2 separate regions of the Homo sapiens genome follow, and region 1 is linked to region 2. The links are chromatin loops, found by intact Hi-C in ENCODE. Cell type or tissue: MCF 10A. All regions are shown on one strand. Links, peaks and the distances in the headings refer to the core of each region. The heading gives the core; the rest is flanking DNA. Region 1 overlaps DUSP3 (dual specificity phosphatase 3). Region 2 holds the start of CD300LG (CD300 molecule like family member g).

The links. Peaks named below come from ENCODE experiments on the same cell type or tissue, not always from the same donor. Only the 100,000 strongest peaks of a DNase experiment are listed, where the experiment ranks them.
Region 1: a loop joins it to region 2, with 14 times the contacts of the local background. A loop is called at or near these places in 41 of 110 quality-filtered maps.

Annotation. Positions count from the first base shown.
Region 1 is chr17:43,761,307-43,771,382 of GRCh38, forward strand. DUSP3 (dual specificity phosphatase 3) reads right to left here. Exons shown (of 3, transcript NM_004090.4): 3 at 4,819-8,508. The coding sequence ends at 8,303. Among named protein-coding and RNA genes, the nearest start is that of SOST, 7.6 kb to the left of the region's middle. In MCF 10A, for the core only: a CTCF peak has its summit at 5,296 (motif pointing left); a DNase peak (open chromatin) is centred at 5,295.
Region 2 is chr17:43,841,264-43,851,339 of GRCh38, forward strand. It overlaps CD300LG (CD300 molecule like family member g), which reads left to right and starts at 5,913. Exons shown (of 7, transcript NM_145273.4): 1 at 5,913-5,996; 2 at 7,295-7,630. The coding sequence starts at 5,954. LOC107984979 (a long non-coding RNA gene) reads left to right here. Exons shown (of 3, transcript XR_001753057.2): 3 at 5,001-5,212. LOC107985077 (a long non-coding RNA gene) reads right to left here. Exons shown (of 2, transcript XR_001752896.2): 2 at 8,487-9,038. In MCF 10A, for the core only: a CTCF peak has its summit at 5,174 (motif pointing left); a DNase peak (open chromatin) is centred at 5,138.

The DNA of each region.
Region 1 (10,076 bases), core at 3,954-6,453, 80 kb before region 2:
TAAAATGTGGATATAATTATAAATTTAAATATACTTATAAGAAATAAAAGCCTGGGCAACATGGTGAGGCCTAGTCTCTACAAAAAATTTAAAAATTAGCTGGGCATGGGGTCGCACGCCTGTGGTCTTAGCTACTTGGGAGGCTGAGGTGGGAGGTTCACTTGAGGTTGAGGTCGAGGCTGCAGTGAGCCATACTTGGGCCACTGCACTCCAGCCTGGATGACAGAGTGAGACCCCGTCTCAAAAAATAAAAATAAAAAAAAGAAAATGCAGACTCCGTGTATCCTTTATCCAGTTTCCCACAACAATAACACCTTGCGAAACTATAGGACAATATCACAACTAGGATATTGATATTGACACAATTTACCAATCTTACCCACATCTCCCGTGGTTTAACCTCTACTGTGTGCGTGCACACGCATTCACGTGTGTGTATACTTAGTTCTATGCAATCTTGTCACGGGTAAATTTGGGGATCCACCACAGTCAAGATAAAGCACAGCTCTGTGACCACAAGTCTTTCTCCTGTTGCCCACCTCCTTCCCTCCTTTTCCCTCCCTCCCACAACTAACCCCTGGCAACTACTCATCTAATCTCCATTTCTGTCATTTTTTTTTTTCACTTCAAAATTGTTACATAAATGCGGCCAGGTGCGGTGGCTCACTCATGTAATCCCAGCACTTTGGGAAGCCAAGGCAGGCAGATCACTTGAGGTCAGGAGTTCGAGACCAGCCTGGCCAACATGGCGAAACCCTGTCTCTACTAAAAATACAAAAATTAGCTGGGCATGGTGGCACGCACCTGTAATCCCAGCTACTTGGGAAGCTAAGGCAAGAGAATCGCTTGAACTCAGGAGGCGGAAGTTGCAGTGAGCTGAGATCGCGCCACTGTGCTCCAGCCTGGGTGACAGAGTGAGACTGTCTCAAAAAAAAAAAAAAAGGTTATATAAATGGAATCAATTAGTATGTAGCCTTTGGGGATTTTTTTTTCACTCAGCATTATTTCCATTATCCAAGTTGTACATATCAGTAACATGTTCCTTTTTCTTTTCTTTTTTTTTTTTTTGGCTGAGTAGTATTCCACAAAGTTTAAAAAAACAAAACAAAACTTTAGAGTTATTTCTGGAAGTGAATGCTGTGTCTGAGGGAGTGTGAAGAGTTTGGTGGTCTGATGAGGGTATTGCAGGGCTGTTTTCCAGAAAAAGCCCAGTCCCCGCCCTCACCTGCAAAATAGAGGCTCCCATAGGTGGTACTTTGATGAGGCTGCCGTAACTAAGTACCACAAATTGGGTGGCATAAACAACAGAAGTCGTCTCACAGAGCTGGAGGTTAGGAGTGCAAGTTCAAGACATTGGCAGAGTTGGTTCCTTCGAGGACAGCGAGGAAGGCCTTTTACCTGCCTTCTGCTGGCTGCTGACAAGCTGTGGCATTCACTGGCTTGCAGAAGTGTCACCCCCAATCCCTGCCTTCATCTTCACATGGTGTTCTCTCTGTGTTCGAATTTTCCCTTTTTTCTAAGGAGGTCAGGCATATTAGATTAGGCCCAGCCTAATGACCTCATCTTAACGAGTTACATCTGTAATAGCCCTATTTCCAAATAAGGTCACATTCTCAGGTACTGTGACTTAGGACTTCAATATATGCATTTGGGAGGAATGCAGTTCAACCCATAAATAAGACTGTCAACACTGGGTTTGGGATGTTGATTTTTTTTTTTTTTTTTTTTTTTTTTTTTGAGACAGAGTCTCGCTCTGTCACCCAGGCGGGAGTGCAGTGGTGTGATCTTGGCTCATATAACCTCCACCTCCTGGGTTCAAGCAGTTCTCCTGCCTCAGCCTCCCGAGTAGCTAGGACTACAGACTCCCGCCACCACACCCAGCTAATTTTTGCATTTTTTTTATTTGTTTTGTAGAGATGGGGTTTCGCCATGTCGGCCAGGCTGGTCTTGAACTCCTGACATCAGGTGTTCCCACAATCCCATAAAGTGCTGGGATTGCAGGCGGGAGCCACCGCACCCAGCCGATTTTTTTAAACATTGAATTTAACAGTTGAAACTTAATTTCCAGAAAAGCTGCTTTTCCATGTGATTATTTACCAGCTTTTGTTTCTGTCGAGTTGCTTCTTCCGATGTTCACTCGCCAAACGTTTAATAAAGCAAGGGGGACACGCACTCCCTCTCCAGGAGCTCGCATACCATGGAAGAAATAATTTCCGCATCCAAACAACTCCACTACCAGATGGAAGGTGATCAATGCCACTGAAAAAAAGGTTCAGATGCTTTTTTCTAAAAAAAACTTTATTTTTTTTCTGGAGCACTTTTAGGTTCACAGCAAAACTGAGTGGATGGTACAGAGATTTCTCATTTATGTCCTGTGCCCACACATGTACAGCTGCCCCCGTTATCAACATCCCGCCACCAGAGTGGTGCATTTGCTATGATTGATGAGCCTACATGACACATCATTATCACCTGAAGTCCATGGTTTACATCACAGCACTAGTGTTGTACATCCTATGGCTTTGGACAAATGTATAATGACATACATCTACCATTATAGTATCATACAGATGGGCAGTATTTTCATTGTCCAAAAAAACTATCTGCTCTGCCTATTCATCCCTCCCCGACTTTCCCCAACCCCTGGCAACCACTGATCTTTTTACTGTACCTTTATTTTTGCCTTTTCCAGGATGTCATATAGAGTTGGAATATACCCATACATAGTCTTTTCAGATTGGCTTCTTTCAGTTAGTAATATTCATTTGGGGTTCCTCCATGTCTTTTCATGGCATGAACAGCTTATTTTTTTTTTTTAGCACTGAGTAATACTCCATCGTCTTGATGTATCACGGTTTATCTAGTCACCTACTGTCATCTACTGAAGGACATCTTGGTTGCTTTCAAGCTCTGGCAATTATTAATAGAGGTGGTATAAACATTTTGTACAGGTTTTTTGTTTTGTTTTGTCTTAAGACGGAGTCTTACTCTGTCTCCCAGGCTGGGGTGCAGTGCCGTGATCTCAGCTCACTGCAACCTCCGCCTCCTGGGTTCAAGTGATTCTCCTGGCTCAGCCTCCCGAGTAGGTGGGATTACAGGTGAGCACCACCACACCTGGCTAATTTTTGTATTTTTAGTAGAGAAGGGGTTTCCCCATGTTGGCCAGTATGGTCTCAAACTCCTAACCTCAAGTGATCTGCCCACCTCAGCCTCCCAAAGTGCTGGGATTACAGGCATGAGCCACCATGCCCAGCTGTGTGCAGGTTTTTATACGAACGTTAAGTTTTCAAATCATTTGAATAAATACCAAGGAGCATGACTGCTGGATTGTGCAATAAAAGTATGTGTAGTTTTGCAAGAAACTAAACTGCAAACTGTCCTCCAAAGTGGCTGTACCATTTTGCATTCCCCACTGAAACAAAGAGTTCCTGTTGTTCCACATCCTCACCAGATGCATTTTTTCAAAAGGACAATTTTCTTATGGGCCTTCAAAGGAGAGAACAATCTCTTTCCCCTGGGGAGGATCTGGGATCCTTATGGTAAGATGTGGCATTTGGACCAGACTTTGAATGACAGGCCAAATTTGGAAAGTATATTATGCTCCTTTGACTCCTTGGGATCATAGAATCTTTGATCTGGAAGGACTCTCAAAGGTCATCCGGTTTCATTCTCTACTTGGTTCTGGAGGAGGCCCCTATCTCTAATTAATGGAAACTGAGGATTCTCCTTATTGGCTGCATTTTAAAACAGATTTTGCTCCCACTTGTAGGTGGTAAAAAGGAAATATCTGGATTAGGAGGGCAAACTTCTGCTTTTAGGCAGTACCCTGCATTGAGGGATGTCCAAATCACCTTGTCTTTATTTACACATCCATACACAATGGAATGCTATGTAGCTGTTAAGATGAAGGGGGTAGAACAATAAAAACAATAACCATAATATAAGCTAAGCAAAACAAACAACAAAGCAGAGATATCTCTGTATATACACACGTATGCACATATGTGTGCTTATATATGCTTGACATTTTCCTTTAAGGATATGATGCTTATGGGGAGACAGATTGAAGGAGCAAGTGACTCACTTTTCCGTATAAGCCTTTTGCATTGTTTAAGTGTATTACTATGTACATATAGTATTATTTTTAATGAAAAATTTTTTAAAAATTATACTTAAAAACTTTTACCTGTTTTATATTTTAGTGCTCTGCCTTAAGATTTTGTGTAGAACCATAAAGATTACATTGTCAGAGTCTTGACAAACAGGAAGCGAGTCCAATTGCTTCATGTGATAGAGGGAATGGGAACCTCGAGAGGCTTTCTCTGCCCAGACTTCTGTCTGGGAGGAAAAGGCAACTACTTTCTCTAAGGTTTTTTATTCAAAGGAACATAGCACCAATAGTGGAATTTAAGGCATCTGGGGGAAGGGGATATGTTTAGGGACTGTTCATTTGCAGGATCACTCAAATCTCAAAATGTCACCCAGTCATCACGTGAGGCTACCTTGAGATGAACACCCTAGTCCCCTGCTTTCTTAGAAGCACAAACCTTACCTCCTTCATTCAGGACCATTATGGCCATTCTACCTAAGAATATTCCTACCAGAACATTTCTGGTACTGGAAAGGTGTTCATCAATATCTACTGCATAAACAGTGCCATCATGGAACCTATAACTAGCTCAGAACGGCTATGTTTTAGATGATTATTTTTAAAAAGTTAGAAATCGCAAATATAAAAGCTAAGCCCAAACAAAAAAAGCTAAGCATAAAAACGTAAAAGAATACCAACTGTGATAAGAAGGACAAAAAAACAATACCTTTGTAATGTAAGACATTTATTTTGGCTAAAGTTCTGGTGTTTTAACACTGATTTGTGATACAACGGACATTAAACTTCCTTTTAAAAAGAAAAAAACAATTTGGTAGCTCTCCCTTTTCTGTCCAGAAAAATTCACTCTTTCATAATCAAATTACCCTAAAATTTGGTGGCGTTAAGAGGCAACAAAAGTTAAGCTTCCAACGAATCTGTTCTCTCAACCGGAAATGTCTTCTATTTCCAATCAGGATAAAACCTTGACTTACTTGCAAGGACTATCACGGTTAGCCCTTCAGTGATTCCTGACACCAGTTCTGTGAAAAAGAAAATTTCCTGCGAGAAAAGCTCATGTCTTCATATTGAAGATCAGTACTTTTTTTTTTTTTTTTCCTTTAAAACAGTAGCATCTTAACTTGTGGCACAAAAGGCACCAACATTCCCTTTCCAAACCATCCATCACCATGGGTGGAAGGCAGCGCCACCTGCTGCCCATCATATTATGGCTCACATACCCATAATTTCCTTGCGGTGCTGAATTCCAAGTGGGGATTATTAGAGACCCCTCAGAGCCAAAAGGGGACCTTAGAGGTCTTCTAGATGAGTCCCCTCATTTGTAGGTGGTGGTTTCTGGATAACTCAGAGTGGCAGGGACACAGACGAGCCTGTGGAAAGGTATACTGCTTTAAGATTGAGAAGAAAACCATTTGGCGCTCTAATTTTGCCTGGATGGTGCTCTGTCAGTCAAAGAAAGGGAACAGGTCTGGGGAGGGGGTAAGGGCACCCTGAGTTCCTGTTCCATCACTTCCCAGGCAGTAGAAGGCTGTCCAGGAACAGCTCCCATCCGCAGCTGGGCATGTGTTGGCTCTTACACAAGAGACTTTAATTTTACTTGAAGAACTAAGAGCTAAATCTTGTTAAGTAAATACGGGGTTTCAGGGGTGAAGGACTATCAAGAAATCCCAAGTTATCAGCATAAAAGTAGTCCCAAAGTAAAGGCAGTAATTCTCCCAATGGCCTTTTCTCCCTCATGCCCCCACAGAGACTTTCGAGAGGTCCTAGTTAGCCAGCCACACCAACCTGCTGTGTTCGCGTAAGTAGCTGTGCCTGTCCCATGGGGTGACCACTGCCTGGTCATGGGAGGGGAGCCCCAGCCCCAGCTCCCTAGCCTTTTCCAGGAGCAGAGCAGAAAGCTCTACTTCGGGGTGCTACATCCCACCTGGAGAAAGAGCTGCACATTCTAGCCTATGAGGGACCCACCCTTTTCACTTGCTTCTCCGGGGCTGGATTGAGGGTAAGTGCAGTACACCTGGAGATCCCAGGGAGCCCCCTTCTTGAGAAAGAGTATCGTATGAAAGAATCCAGCTTCAGGGAGCAGCAAACCCAAAATCTTGCCCAGCTCCACCTTATGGAGCTGGACAACCCTGGGGGCCAGGCCCTTAATCATTCTGAACCTCAGTTCCTTTTTTTTAAAAAAGGTCACAATACAAGAACAAGCTCTACTAACTTTACAGGGTTACTGTGAGGCTCAAGTTAGATTAAGTTGGAAGGCTACCTAGAAGCTGTGCAGTGAGGTACCCAGTTTAGAGGATGGCCATTTCACTTAGGTGGGTTTATCTGGACACCTTTTTCACTATCTGGAGAAGAAGACACATACTGGTTGTTCAGGGCTGCTGTGGTCACAGAGAAAAGCGGACAGCAAATGACCAGGCTGGGCAGGGCTGCTTCTGTGTGATCAGAGACCTTCCCAGCCGGGAGTGAGGCCTTACGCCACACCTGCCTCTCCGTGTCCCAGCCAGGAGCTCCTGGCCAACTCTGAAAAAGGCACATTCCCTACCTTGGCATATTAACACTGCCTGAATTTAAATGTAAAACTGAGTTGTAAATAGTCAACAAAAGTCCCTGATATTTCTTTCGTTTTAGGTAAGACTCCTTCACAAGGCCTTGCGAGTGATCCTACCATGAATTCAGTCTTCTGGGAGCGTGACACACCCACCAGAACAATGCCCTATATATATTTGGTGCTCAAAAAGTGTTTACTTTCTTAAACTTTTATCAGACACCTATGTGCAAGGTGCTGGGGGCATGGCTGAGGACCTTCTCTTTGCCCAGAGTGACCCTGAAGATAAATAGCATCACAATCACTTTCCATAATAACAATAACGTAAAATCCTAACAAGACTGTATTTAAAACAAAACTCTTATATTCTGGCAAATGTGCATACACATGTGAGGGCTGGTGCATTCCAATATCATCCTTAGAAAGTCTTTTGAAAGGTTTATCGTGTTTGGGTTTTTTTGCTCTACCACCAATAAAGGATCCATTTGGACACTCCGCCATGTCTCATGTCTGCCTGGCTGAGTCACTTCAGGGATCCCGTGCTGGCACCAGAGAGCTGTAAGAGCCACCTGCAATGGGCAGGGTGTGTGCCTGGGACCTTTCACTTCCCTGCTTGTCTTCTGGCCGCGTTTCTGAGAGGCACGCCCCCCACACACATCCATGCACACACGCTGTAATTGGCCAACTTCCTCCTTCTGTTCTTGGAATAGCAACCGAGACAAAAAGCAGTTAGCACGAGTGGCTTGGGCTTGCCAACACTACAATTCAGGACAAAACCCTTGTAATTCTCCAAATGGTGGGGTTTTTAAATAGGTTGGACTTCAACTCCCTGTTTTCTAAAAAAGAAAAAAAAAAAAGCATGCCCAAGGCATCACTCTTCTCAAAAACGAAGTGACTGAGATAAGATCGAAGGGAAATATTCCAGAGCAGCAGATTCTGAACTCAAGGCTTCCAAAGATTCACATTTTGAAAACTCTATGGATTTAGGAGGGTTCTCCAGGTTTGCCCACAAGGCCTCTTTGTGTAGGGACCATTCATCCTAAGGAAATCATTCAAATGCAGCCTTGCTGTGGGAATCTCCATCCACTAATAACTGACGGACACCCCCACCCCAGCTTCGGACCTCAAGACGTGAGAGGGCTGCCTATGCACAGGGTGTGGAAGGCTGTGGGGACAGTGCAGGGCACAGACGTGGTGGGGAGAGTGGCCTGCATTTGCATAGTTCCTTTACTAGGGCTCAAGGTGTTGAGGTCCACACTCAAGAGAGGATTCGGGAGTTGGGGAAGGGAGGTCATGAGGGACCTCTGTGAGCATCTTAGGCCTTACACTTCCACACACCTCCTGCCGTGGGCCATCGGGAAGCATGCAGGCCACAGGCCTTCCCCCTCTGAGCCCCCATCTCAGGGAAAAGACATCATAAGTTACAGAAACAGGACAACTGGGGAGCAAGGACGCCCCCCTTGGCAAGCTTCTTTATGTGCTCCCCAGGGTGGGGAAAGTGGCCCAGGACTGTGTTGGGACACACTTGTAGACAAGTGCCTTGTGATGCTGGGAGCAGGGTACAGTGTGTTTCCTAAACATGGCAGCTCGGGACACCTTTGCCCACGGCCTCCCCCACGGACCTCTCGAGCAGAGGTGGTGGGGGTGCCCTAGGGTTTCAACTTCCCCTCCTTGGCTAGTCTGTCATTGAGCTGGCAGAGCTGGGCCAGGAAGCCATCGTTGGGGCCGATCTCACGGTTCTGCCTCACGATGCTCAGGGCAGACTTGACGTCCATCTTCTGCCGCATCATGAGGTAGGCGATAACTAGCGTTGGGGAGCGGCTATAACCTTCCCGGCAGTGGACGAGCACCCGGCCTGTAAGAAACAGGGGAGACGTGGTGAGCTGGGGGCGTCCCATCACACCATGGCGTTGGTCAAGACTCTTCCGTGAAGTGCCACTTAAAAGCACAATGTCACGCCACTGTGTGCCTGTCAGAATGGCTAAAATGAAAAGGATGGAAAACCCAAAGTGCTGGTGAAGATATGGGGCAACTGGAACTCTTCTGCGTGGCTGGGGGAGGTGAGGCGTGAATTGGCACAACCACTTTGGAAAGCTGTGCGGCACGGCGGTATCTCCTCAAGCTGAACACGTGCATCCCCTCTGGCCCAGCAATCCCACTCCCAGGCCCAGGTCCAATAGAGATACGCATTCACATTCACGAACATGGGCCAGAATGTTCACAGGCAACACTGCACATCATGGCCCACAGTTAGAAACCCCCAAAGGCCCATCCACAGTAGAAAGGACAAATACAAAGAATGACCAGACTGCCACTTAGCAGAAGCAACACGGAGGCAGCACACACATATGAGGTGGATGAGCCCACAGAGTAGGAAAGCGGGCAAAACCATCTGTGCTGTCAGAAGCCTGCAAGGGGCTGGGCACAGTGGCTCACGCCTGTAATCCCAGCACTTTGGGAGGCCAAGGCAACTGGATCACAAGGTCAGGAGTTCGAGACCAGACTGGCCAACATAGTGAAATCCCGTCTTTACTAAAGATACAAAAAAATAGCTGGGTGTGGTGGCGCGAGCCTATAATCCCAGCTACTCAGGAGGCTGAGGCCAGAGAATTGCTTGAACCCAGGAGGCAGAGGTTGCGGTGAGGTGAGATTGTGCTGAGATTGTGCTCCAGCCTGGGTGACAGAGCGAGACTCTGTCTCAAAAAAAAAAAGAAGCCCGCGTGGCAGAGGCCCTGGGAGCTGGGGATGGGGGTGGTGGAGCATAGAGACTGGGGGTGCTTTCCAGGGTGCTGGTAGTGTTTTGTTTCTTTTTTTTTGAGATGGAGTTTCCTTCTTGTTGCCCAGGCTGGAGTGCAGTGGCGCGATCTCGGCTCACTTCAGCCTCCGCCTCCCGGGTTCAAGCAATTCTCCTGCCTCAGCCTCCTGAGTAGCTGGGACTACAGGCGCATGCCACCATGCCCAGCTAATTTTTTTGTATCTTTTAGTAGAGGTGGGGTTATTTTAATATAGTGTGTGTGTGCGTGTATATATATGTGTGTGTGTGTGTGTGTGTGTGTGTGTGTATGTGTGTGTATATATATATATATAAATAGACACCATCTCTCAATATCCACAGGGCAGATTGGCTCCAGGACCTCCTGCCGATACCCAAATCCACAGATGCTCAAGTCCCTGATTATAAAATGACATCATATATGCAAATAACCTCTGCACAGCACATCCTCCCCTATACTTTAAATCATCTCCAGATGACTTATGATACCCAAGACAATGTAAACATTTATTAGATTATATCATCTAGAGAATAATGACAAGAAAAAAAATCTGTACATGTTCAGTACAGACATAACATCTTTTTATGTTGTTTTTAATATTTTTCAGACTGAGGTTAGTTGAATCCACAGATGTGGAACCCACGGATAT
Region 2 (10,076 bases), core at 3,824-6,323:
TGCAAAGATAGTACAGAGAGTTCCTGAACACCCTTTCCCCTGTTTTCTCTAATGTTAGCATCTTACATAATCATGATACATTTGTCAAAACTAAGACATGAACATTGGAATGTTATTATTAAGGAAATTCCAGACTTTATTAATCTTTCACTAGTTTTTCCACTAATATCCTTTCTCTGTTCTGGGATCCAGTCCAAGATAACACATTGCAGTTAGCCTTCAAAGTTTCTGAGAAGATTTGAAATTTACCTATCAGTAAACGTGGGCATTTACTGATTGAGCTCCTGAGGCATTACCAGTCTCCCATTACTGCCCTCCTCCATCATTTTCCCTGTCATTCCCCGAAGTAATTGGTTAACATAAAAAATTTGAAAGGGGCCGGGTGCGGTGGCTCACACCTGTAATCCCAGCACTTTGGGAGACCGAAGCAGGCAGATCATTTGAGGTCAGGAGTTTGAGACCAGCTTGGCCAACATGGTGAAACCCTGTCTCTACTAAAAATACCAGAAAATGAGCTGGGCATGGTGGCACGTGCCTGTAATTCCAGCTACTCAGGAGGCTGAGGCACGAGAATCGCTTGGACCCAGGAGGTGGAGGTTGCAGTGAGCCGAGATCGCGCCTGCTGTCTCAAAAAAAAAAAAAAAAAAAAAAAAAAATTGAAAGGGAGTTTTCAGATTTGTTTGATGGAGAAAGTTGAAAAATCGAGTTTGCAACCAGCTAGGGTAGGGAAGCTGCGAGGAGACTAGAGGATGAATGTATGACGGAAAACAAAAAGCATGGTGGTGGTCTACACTGTGCTACAGCAACTAGCAAACTGCAAGATCTCCGTGGCTAAACACAGAAAAGTCTATCTCTTGCTCATTCCAAGTCCGCCGCACGCTTGGTGGCTGTCCAGGGCAGCTGTCTTCCAAGTGGTAGCTCAGGAATCCAAATCTTCCTGTCTTGTGGCTCATTTGTCTTTGCCGGGGACACGTCTTCCCCACTCCTGATGTTTCCTTCCATGAGCAGAGAACCCCACTGGCACAAAACTCTTAGTCTCTCTCCACGCCTCTCTCTACGCCTCTCCACACCTCTCTCTACGCCTCTCCATGCCTCTCCACGCCTCTCTCCACGCCTCTCCACGCCTCTCTCCACGCCTCTCCACGCCTCTCTCTACGCCTCTCCACGCCTCTCCACGCCTCTCTCCACGCCTCTCCACGCCTCTCCACGCCTCTCCCCGCCTCTCTCCACGCCTCTCCACGCCTCTCTCTACGCCTCTCCACCCCTCTCTCCACGCCTCTCCACGCCTCTCTCCACGCCTCTCCACGCCTCTCTCCACGCCTCTCCACGCCTCTCTCCACGCCTCTCCACGCCTCTCCACGCCTCTCTCCACGCCTCTCCACGCCTCTCTCCACGCCTCTCCCCGCCTCTCTCCACGCCTCTCCACGCCTCTCTCCACGCCTCTCCACGCCTCTCTCCACGCCTCTCTCCACGCCTCTCCACGCCTCTCTCCACGCCTCTCCACGCCTCTCTCCACGCCTCTCCACGCCTCTCTCCACGCCTCTCCACGCCTCTCTCCACGCCTCTCCACGCCTCTCTCTACACCTCTCCACGCCTTTCTCCATGCCTCTGCTGATTTGATTGATGAATGTTGAAGGAGGAACAAGGCGTGTGTAACCCGGCTCTCTTCTTCCTTTTCTCTGGTGAGCTGGCCCACCTGCAAAAAGTGTGTGTTCTAAACTGATACACCACACCTCACCCTGAGTATTACGAGGATGGCCCAGCTCCACTGAGGAAAGAAGGACGCAGTTTTACCTGATTCTGGGGTTCAGCATTAGGTTCTGCCCACTGTCCTGTTTCCAAAACCGTGTTACTATGCCTGCATCAAGCTTATCCACCCGCGGCCCACGGGCTGCATGCAGCCAGGATGGCTTTAAATGAAGCCCCAAACAAACTCGTAAGCTTTCTTAAAACATTATGAGATTATTTTTTTAACTCATCAGCTATCACTGGTGTTACTGTATTTTATGTGTGGTCCAAGACAATTCTTCTTCTTGGCCCAGGGAAGCCAAAAGATGGAACACCCTGACCTACATAAACAATAAACATAACTTACACAAAAGTGCACTTATTTGTTCCACAGTTATTCATCATCTAAGACAGCAGTTCTCAACCCAGGGTATTTTTGCCTCTCAGTGGGATGTTTGACAATGCCTGGAGGCTTTTTTTTTTTTTTTTTTTTTGAGACAGAGTCTTGCTCTGTCACCCAGGCTGGAGTGCAGTGGCGTGATCTCAGCTGACTGCAAGCTCCACCTCCCGGGTTCACGCCATTCTCCTGCCTCAGCCTCCCGAGTAGCTGGGACTACAGGTGCCCGCCACCATGCCCAGCTAATTTTTTTGTATTTTATTTTTTTAGAGACGGGGTTTCACCGTGTTAGCCAGGATGGTCTCGATCTCCTGACCTTGTGATCCGCCCACCCCGGCCTCCCAAAGTGCTGGGATTACAGGCGTGAGCCACTGCGCCCGGCCTTTTTTTTTTTTTTTTTTTTTTTGAGACAAGGTCTCACTCCCATCACCCAGGCTGGCGTGCAGTGATGGGATCTCGACTCACTACAGCCTCGACCTCCCATGCTCAGGTGATTCTGTCACCTCAGCCTGTGTGTAGCTGGGACCACAGGTGCACACTGCCATGCTTGGCTAATTTTCTGTATTTTTTGCAGAGACGGGGTTTTGTCATGTTGCCCAGGCTGGTCTCAAACTCCTGGGCTCAAGTGATCCACTCACCTTGGCCTCCCAAAGTGCTGGGATTATAAGCATGAGCCACCTCACCCAGCCTGGAGACATTTTTGATTATCACAACTGGGAAGGGACTACTGGCATCTAGGGGGTACAGCTGGAGATGCTGCTAAACATCCTATAATTCACAGGACAGTCTCCCACAACAAAGAATTATCTAACTTAAAATGTCAACAGTACTGAGGTTGGGGAAACCTTGATCTAAGAGGAGCAAGTGACCCTCTTGGAGCAGCTGAAGTGATTTAGTCCAAGTCCAAACCGAGAGGAATTGGACCAGGGTGGCCATCGAAGACCAAGCAGCTCAGTCCCCTCATCCCTGCCACTGTACCTCTTGGGCACACAGAGGCCTTCCTGAGGATGTGATGAGGCTGTCACGAGCCCAGTGACCTGTCCAGGAGCCCTTGTGCCTCATTGCCTCTCCCAGGTGCAGTGATGGTGGGGCACCTCCCCATGCTTCTGGTGGGAAGCAGGACAAAAATATCCTCTCTTCTCAGATCCCCAGCCCACCACGGAGGTCTGTCTGTTGGCCCCATCTACCCCAGAGTGTGGCCTAAGGTGGAACTAGGTGCGAGGCTCATGCCAGCACCTCACTTTCACCCTTCTCCCCAGCCCTTGCTCCACTTCCCAGTCTGGTGAATCTGTTTCTAATGGAGTTCTTGAGCCAGCCTCCTGGGCTAGGTGTGGGGCTGGGAAATGGAGGGGAAGGACCTTCAAATATGCAGGAAGAGGGTAGGGATCCACTCAACATGCTCTTTATATAAATAAACATTTAATAACACCTCGCTTACTCTCCTAAAATGACAATCATAAATAATATGCCTTCACAAGCACTTACTTCTTTAAAATCACACTATAGTGCCTGAGCTATACTAGGGAGAAAAAATAAAAGGAAAGCAATTTATAACCAAATAACACATATTTCAATCTGTCAGTGCTCAGGTCCCATGACACTAGAAAGCATAATGAAGTGTCAGATGCTCGTCCTTGCATATAATAAATAAGTCTGAATTTAAGAAATGTAGAGGATCAGAAATTATTCTGTGTAAGGACAAAAATAAATAAATAGAAGAGCAAAGATATGCTATCAAATGCTAGAATAAGTATTACTTTAAGGCCGGGCATGGTGGCTCGTGCCTGTAATCCCAGCACTTTGGGAGGCCGACGTGGGAGGATCGCATGAAGCCAGGAGTTTGAGAAAAGCCTGACAACATAACAAGACCCTGTCTCTACTAAAAATAAAAAATTAGCCAGGCAACAGTGGTGCACGCCTGTAGTGCCAGCTACTTGGGAGGCTGAGGTGGGAGGATCACTTCAGCCTGGGAGTTTGAGGCTGCAGTGAGCTGTGATGGCGCCACTGCACTCCAGTTTGGGCAACAAGAGTGAGACCTGTCTCAAAAATAAGTAAATAAACAAATACTTTTTTTTCTTTTTTTAGATAGAATTTCACTCTTGTTGCCTAGGCTGGAGTGCAATGGTGTGATCTCAGCTCACCACAACCTCCACCTTCTGGGTTCAAGCGATTCTCCTGCCTCAGCCTCCCTGAGTAGCTGGGATTACAGGCATACACCACCATGCCTGGCTAATTTTATATTTTTAGTAGAGACTGGGTTTCTCCATGTTGGTCAGGCTGGTCTCAAACTCCCGACTTCAGGTGATCCACCCGCCTCAGCCTCCCAAAGTGCTGGGATGACAGGCGTGAGCCACCATGCTGGGCCATAAATATTTTTTAATCTGTGTTTTTTTAAAACTGCAAAAACAGATCACCTTTTGTAGTCTGTACATGTAAAAGAGAGTCAGGGGCTGAGATCATGGTAACAGTTTTCCCCACCGTGAACAGCTGGCCCTGCCCACTAAATGGCAGCAGTGCTTCGCAGTCATTGTGAAATTAAAACACTTCTCCCCACGTTACTAGACTCACACACACACAATCTTCCCTCCCAGAACCACTGAGTTAATGCTTCAGATATTAACCTGACAAGTCAGTAAAATTCCAACTGAACATTTGGAAGGATATATGCCAAAATATTAATGGTGCTTTTCTAAAGCAGAAGGGGAATTACAAGAAGCACTCCCTTTTTTCTTTCTTTCCTTTTTACGTTCTGTATTGTGTAAAATTTTGCTTACAACCTGTATGAACTTTGCAACCAAACCAAAAAAAAAGTCATTTTTGAAGCCAGTGTGTCAGAGCTCCCAGTAGTGTACATGTTTGTTTTGGTCCTTTCAAGGAGGATTCAAGTCTGCGATGGAGAAACCACCAATTCACTTTTTCAAATGCCAAAACAACTCCGCAGGCGTGGAGGAGACCTATCTTGCAGCGCTGTAGGCCCAAGGCACCAGGGAATCCGGTCCAGCTCAGCCCTACAGCTTTGCTCAGCCCCGTCTGCACCGCCGCCCCGTGGCCAAGGGCAGTACTGCGTCCTCCAAAAGGCAAGGGCGGAGGAGGGGCCAGGGGCCTTGCCCCAGGGGCAAGCTTCTTTCTGTCCCACTGACCACATGGCAGTCTGGTGAAGTTTATGGACCCCTCTCTCAGTATAATGGCGGGTAAATATATAAATAAAATATATATGCTGGAAAGAAAACTAATACTGGTGAGATGATTCTTAAAACTCTTTATAAATGTGTAATATAATAATAGCCGTTTCATTATTGTAAATAACCAGCTCTAGGGGCAGGTCTAGGAACTCATTGTTTTCCAAGCAGTGAGGGGTATACACGACGTTTCGAGATATCCACAACTTGATGTGCCAGTGTCTGTGATTGTAATTGGTAACAAAGTTGCAGGTACTGCTAACAGTACACTCTGAATAAGAGGAAAAGCTAAATATTAGAAGTTGATGAAAGTCAATATGTAACTTTTTCCCATGCGAATTCGACTTACAGACCCCTTAGGGCGCACGGACCACAGGTTAAGGCCCCCTTGAAGGGGCACGAGTTTAGGAGAAACTCTGGTGTGGGTTTTCAGTCCTGGAAGGTGAGCCCTGGGGTAGGCACGCGTGGGCGCTCAGAAAAGGGAAGGCAGAGGCGCCTCCCCGGCTGGGCCTGCGGAGGGATGACCCACACGCCCCTCCCCTCGCTTCCTTGGCCTGGTTTCACGCGACTAGAGAAAGTTAAAGACCCGTGTGACTGAAGAGGAGCTCACAGTTCCCAGCGTCTGCTCCCACGGTGTCCAGCGCCCAGAATGCGGCTTCTGGTCCTGCTATGGGGTTGCCTGCTGCTCCCAGGTGAGATGGGGAGAGGGTCTCGGGAGGGATGTGGGGCTCACCCTTGTGGTCTGCAGGGAAAGGACCTCTTGACTGACTGATAGCCCCACCCCACCTATCCTCAGCCTCCTCAGCCCTAGGGGAGCGGGGCGGGCTGGGGGTGGGGGGAGGTGGGGGTGGCGCCGGGGCCGCACTTGCTGTTTCTGGAACCTAGAGCCAGGTTTTCTCCAGACCTGTGGGTTTCCCCTCATGGCAATGTGGCTGTGAGAGTTGCTTTGCCTCTCTAATCTTAATTTTTCTACCCTGTGCCAAGCCTGGAGGCGGACAAGACACCCCATCTGGTTGCCCTGTTAAACTCAGCAAATATTTGTTGAATTTCGGCTATGCCTCTCCCCACAACCCTGAAAGATGAAGAATTATCACGTTTCATCAATTCTTTTGCTTTCTTTTTCTTTACCTTCTAACACTTAAAATCAGGATAAATCCTACAACTGATGTCAGTTGTTCAGTTGGCAATAGTGAGACCCCATCTCTACAAACAAACAAACAAACAAACAAACAAAATTAGCCAGGCATGGTGGTGCACACTTGTAGTCCTAGCTAGTGGGAGGCTAAGGTGGGAGGATCGCTTGAGCCCCAGAGGTCAAGGCTACAGTGAGCCATGAGCACCATTGCCCTCCAGCCTGGGCAACAGAGTGAGATCCTGTCTAAAAACAAAACAAAACCAGGCACGGTGGCTCACGCCTGTAATCCAAGCTCTTTGGGAGGCTGAGGCGGACGGATCACAAGGTCAGGAGATCAAGACCATCCTGGCTAACACGGTGAAACCCCGTCTCTACTAAAAATACAAAAAATTAGCCGGGCATGGCAGCACGTGGCTGTAGTCCCAGGTACTCAGGAGGCTGAGGCAGGAGAATCACCTGAACCCGGGAGGCAGAAGTTTCAGTGAGCAGACATCGGGCCACTGCACTCCAGCCTGGGCGGCAAAGTGAGACTCCATCTCAAAAACAAACAAACAAACAAACAAAACAAAACAAAACACTCAGAAACCCTGCTGGCTATCTGGCTGTCAGATTCTATCTGAATCTAGAACGCCACCCCTGCACCCCAATTCCTCAATGGGCCAGGGTTAGGGAAACAGCAACAGCCCTGCCCCAAGTTCCCCCAGCGTGGGAGGTTAGTAATGGCTCTTCCAAGGCTGTCCCCAGAAGGGATGACTGAGAAAAGCCTTCCTTCTTCCTCCTAAAATGGAAGCTCTGGCCTTGACCTTGGTACATGGAGCCTGGTTTTTCCAACCTCCACTCCTGCTCTGATTTTAGGTTATGAAGCCCTGGAGGGCCCAGAGGAAATCAGCGGGTTCGAAGGGGACACTGTGTCCCTGCAGTGCACCTACAGGGAAGAGCTGAGGGACCACCGGAAGTACTGGTGCAGGAAGGGTGGGATCCTCTTCTCTCGCTGCTCTGGCACCATCTATGCAGAAGAAGAAGGCCAGGAGACAATGAAGGGCAGGGTGTCCATCCGTGACAGCCGCCAGGAGCTCTCGCTCATTGTGACCCTGTGGAACCTCACCCTGCAAGACGCTGGGGAGTACTGGTGTGGGGTCGAAAAACGGGGCCCCGATGAGTCTTTACTGATCTCTCTGTTCGTCTTTCCAGGTAACAGATATCTCTCCTTCCCCAGGCTGGGGACAGGAGCTGCAGAGGGAAGAGGGAGGGGTGGTGGGGCATAATCCTGGTACCAACATTATGGGCACTGAGTCCTCAGGGAGATCATGCAGGTCAAGCACCGAGCAAGGCTTGGGGCACAGAAGGAGCCGCCTGAGTCTTGGCCATTGTCTCACTCTTGCTGCCCGAGGTCACACCAGTAGTAGATGTCAGAGCAGGACCGGACCCAGATCTGTCCAGGGCTGGGCTCGGCGCCTTTCCTTTCTGCCCAGGTGTGCTGGAGGGAGATTTCCATAGGCTGGGTACAAGATAGACATATCAGGGGATAAAGAAGACTCCTCGCCTGGTGTCAGAGATATTCCTGAGGCCTCCCGAGGCTGGGCCAACCATTGCTGCATTCCAGACCCAGCCCACAGCATCACCCTGGACATGCTGGCCTCGCCCTGCTTGTGCCCTCAACTCTCCCCTCCTGGCCTCCACCTCCCCAGATATTGAAGTCCAGCCACAGGTGCTAGAGTGCCTGGGAACCAGCCTCTGGGTAGGATGCCTGAAGGAGGGATCGTTAAATGCAGGGACACTAGGGGGCCGGGGCTGGAGCTATGGGGCCTGGGTAGGGGATAAAGCACCTCTCTGGGAGCCCAGAACCCCAAGTGGACCTGCTGAGCTAAGGAGAAAGAAGCCAGAGAGGGCCCAGGGGAGTGGGAGCCTTGGTCTGCTGGCCAGTGTGGGCGAGGTACATCTTTGTATCCCCATTTCACGGATGAGGGACTGAGGCTCCAAGAGACTAAGTGATTTGCCCAAGATCTCACAGCAGGAAGTGATGGAACTGGGATTCAAACACAAGTCGTTTCCAGCTTTGATGTCTGCTTTATTCCTCTCCTAGCCCCATAGCTGGGACCTATCCCAATCCCAGGCCCATCCCTACCACCATAGCCCCTATTTTTTTTTTATTCCTTTATCCATGGATCTTTAATTTGAGGAAATAAAGTTAAACTTGCCAAATAGCAGCAGCATCGAACCACATTGAATCTGTTCTTCATTATTTACAAGATTCTCTTATCTCTTCCAATTCTTATCAGTGTTCACATGTCATTTCTACCAGTTATGATCAAGTTCGCTTGTGTTTTAGGTTTACCCTCATTTGTAATTCTTTATTTGTGTATGACATGTGTATTGCTATATTATCGTCCTATATCGGACTCTATTGGCCTCTCTCTGATGGCAGTTGGGATGTTGAAAATGAAGAAGACTGACGACAGTGATGTGCTGGTAAATGTTTAACAGGCTGGGGATGCTGTCATTTTGTGGTGTTTTCCAATTTCTGTGGTGTCCATTTCTGTGGTCCAATTCCCATGGCCAATTTCCAGCCATCGACAGTTTAACACGATCTCACCAACTCCTGAAAAGTTAACAGTGAGCTCTTGTGAGTCAGTGCGAGCCATCTCCAGCACACCATTGAGTATGGTGAACCATGAGAAGAATTTCTAAGAAAGTCAGAAAAAGACAAATGTAGCCACTATCATTTCTTTTCTTTTTATTTATTTATTTTTATTCATTCATTCATTCATTCATTCATTCATTTTTCTGAGATGGGGTCTCACTCTGTCATCCAGACGGGAGTGCAGTGACACAATCTTGGCTCATTACAACCTCTGCCTCCCAGGCTCAAGTAATCCTCCTACCTCAGCCTCCAGAGTAGCTGGGACCACAGGCACAAGTCACTATGCCTGGCTACATTTTGGTTTTTTGTTTTTTTTTTAAGATGTGGTTTCGCCATATTGGCCTGTCTGGTCTCAAACTTCTGGACTCAAGCCATCTGCCTGCCTCAGCCTCTCAAAGTGCTGAGATTACTGGCAGAAGCCACTGTGCCCAGCCAGCCTACTATCATTTTCTTTTATTCATCTTTGCCTGAAGGCCCTAGGCAATGAAATATGCAAGATTAAGAAGTATAAGTCCCGGCATGGTGGCTCACGCCTGTAATCCCAGCACTTTGGGAGGTCAAGGCGGGTGGATCACGAGGTCAGGAGTTCAAGACCAGCCTGGCCAAAATGGTGAAACCCCGTCTCTACTAAAAATATAAAAATTAGCCGGGCATAGTGGCAGGTGCCTGTAATCCCAGCTACTCAGGAGGCTGAGGCAGAGAATTGCTTCAACCCGGGAGGCGGAGGTTGCAGTGAGCCAAGATCGTGCCACTGCACTCCAGCCTGGTCAACAGAGCCAGACTCAGTCTCAAAAAAAAAAAAAAAAAAAAAAAGAAGAAGAAGTATAAATGTTGGAAAGGAAAAGATAAATACTCTGTATTTGCAAAAGATTTGATCATCTACTTAGAAAAATCCAAGAATAAACTGACCTAGTGTTACAGATTGAGTATCCCTAATCCAAAAATGCAAAATACTCCAAAGTCCGAAACTTTTTGTGTGCCAGCATCACACACACA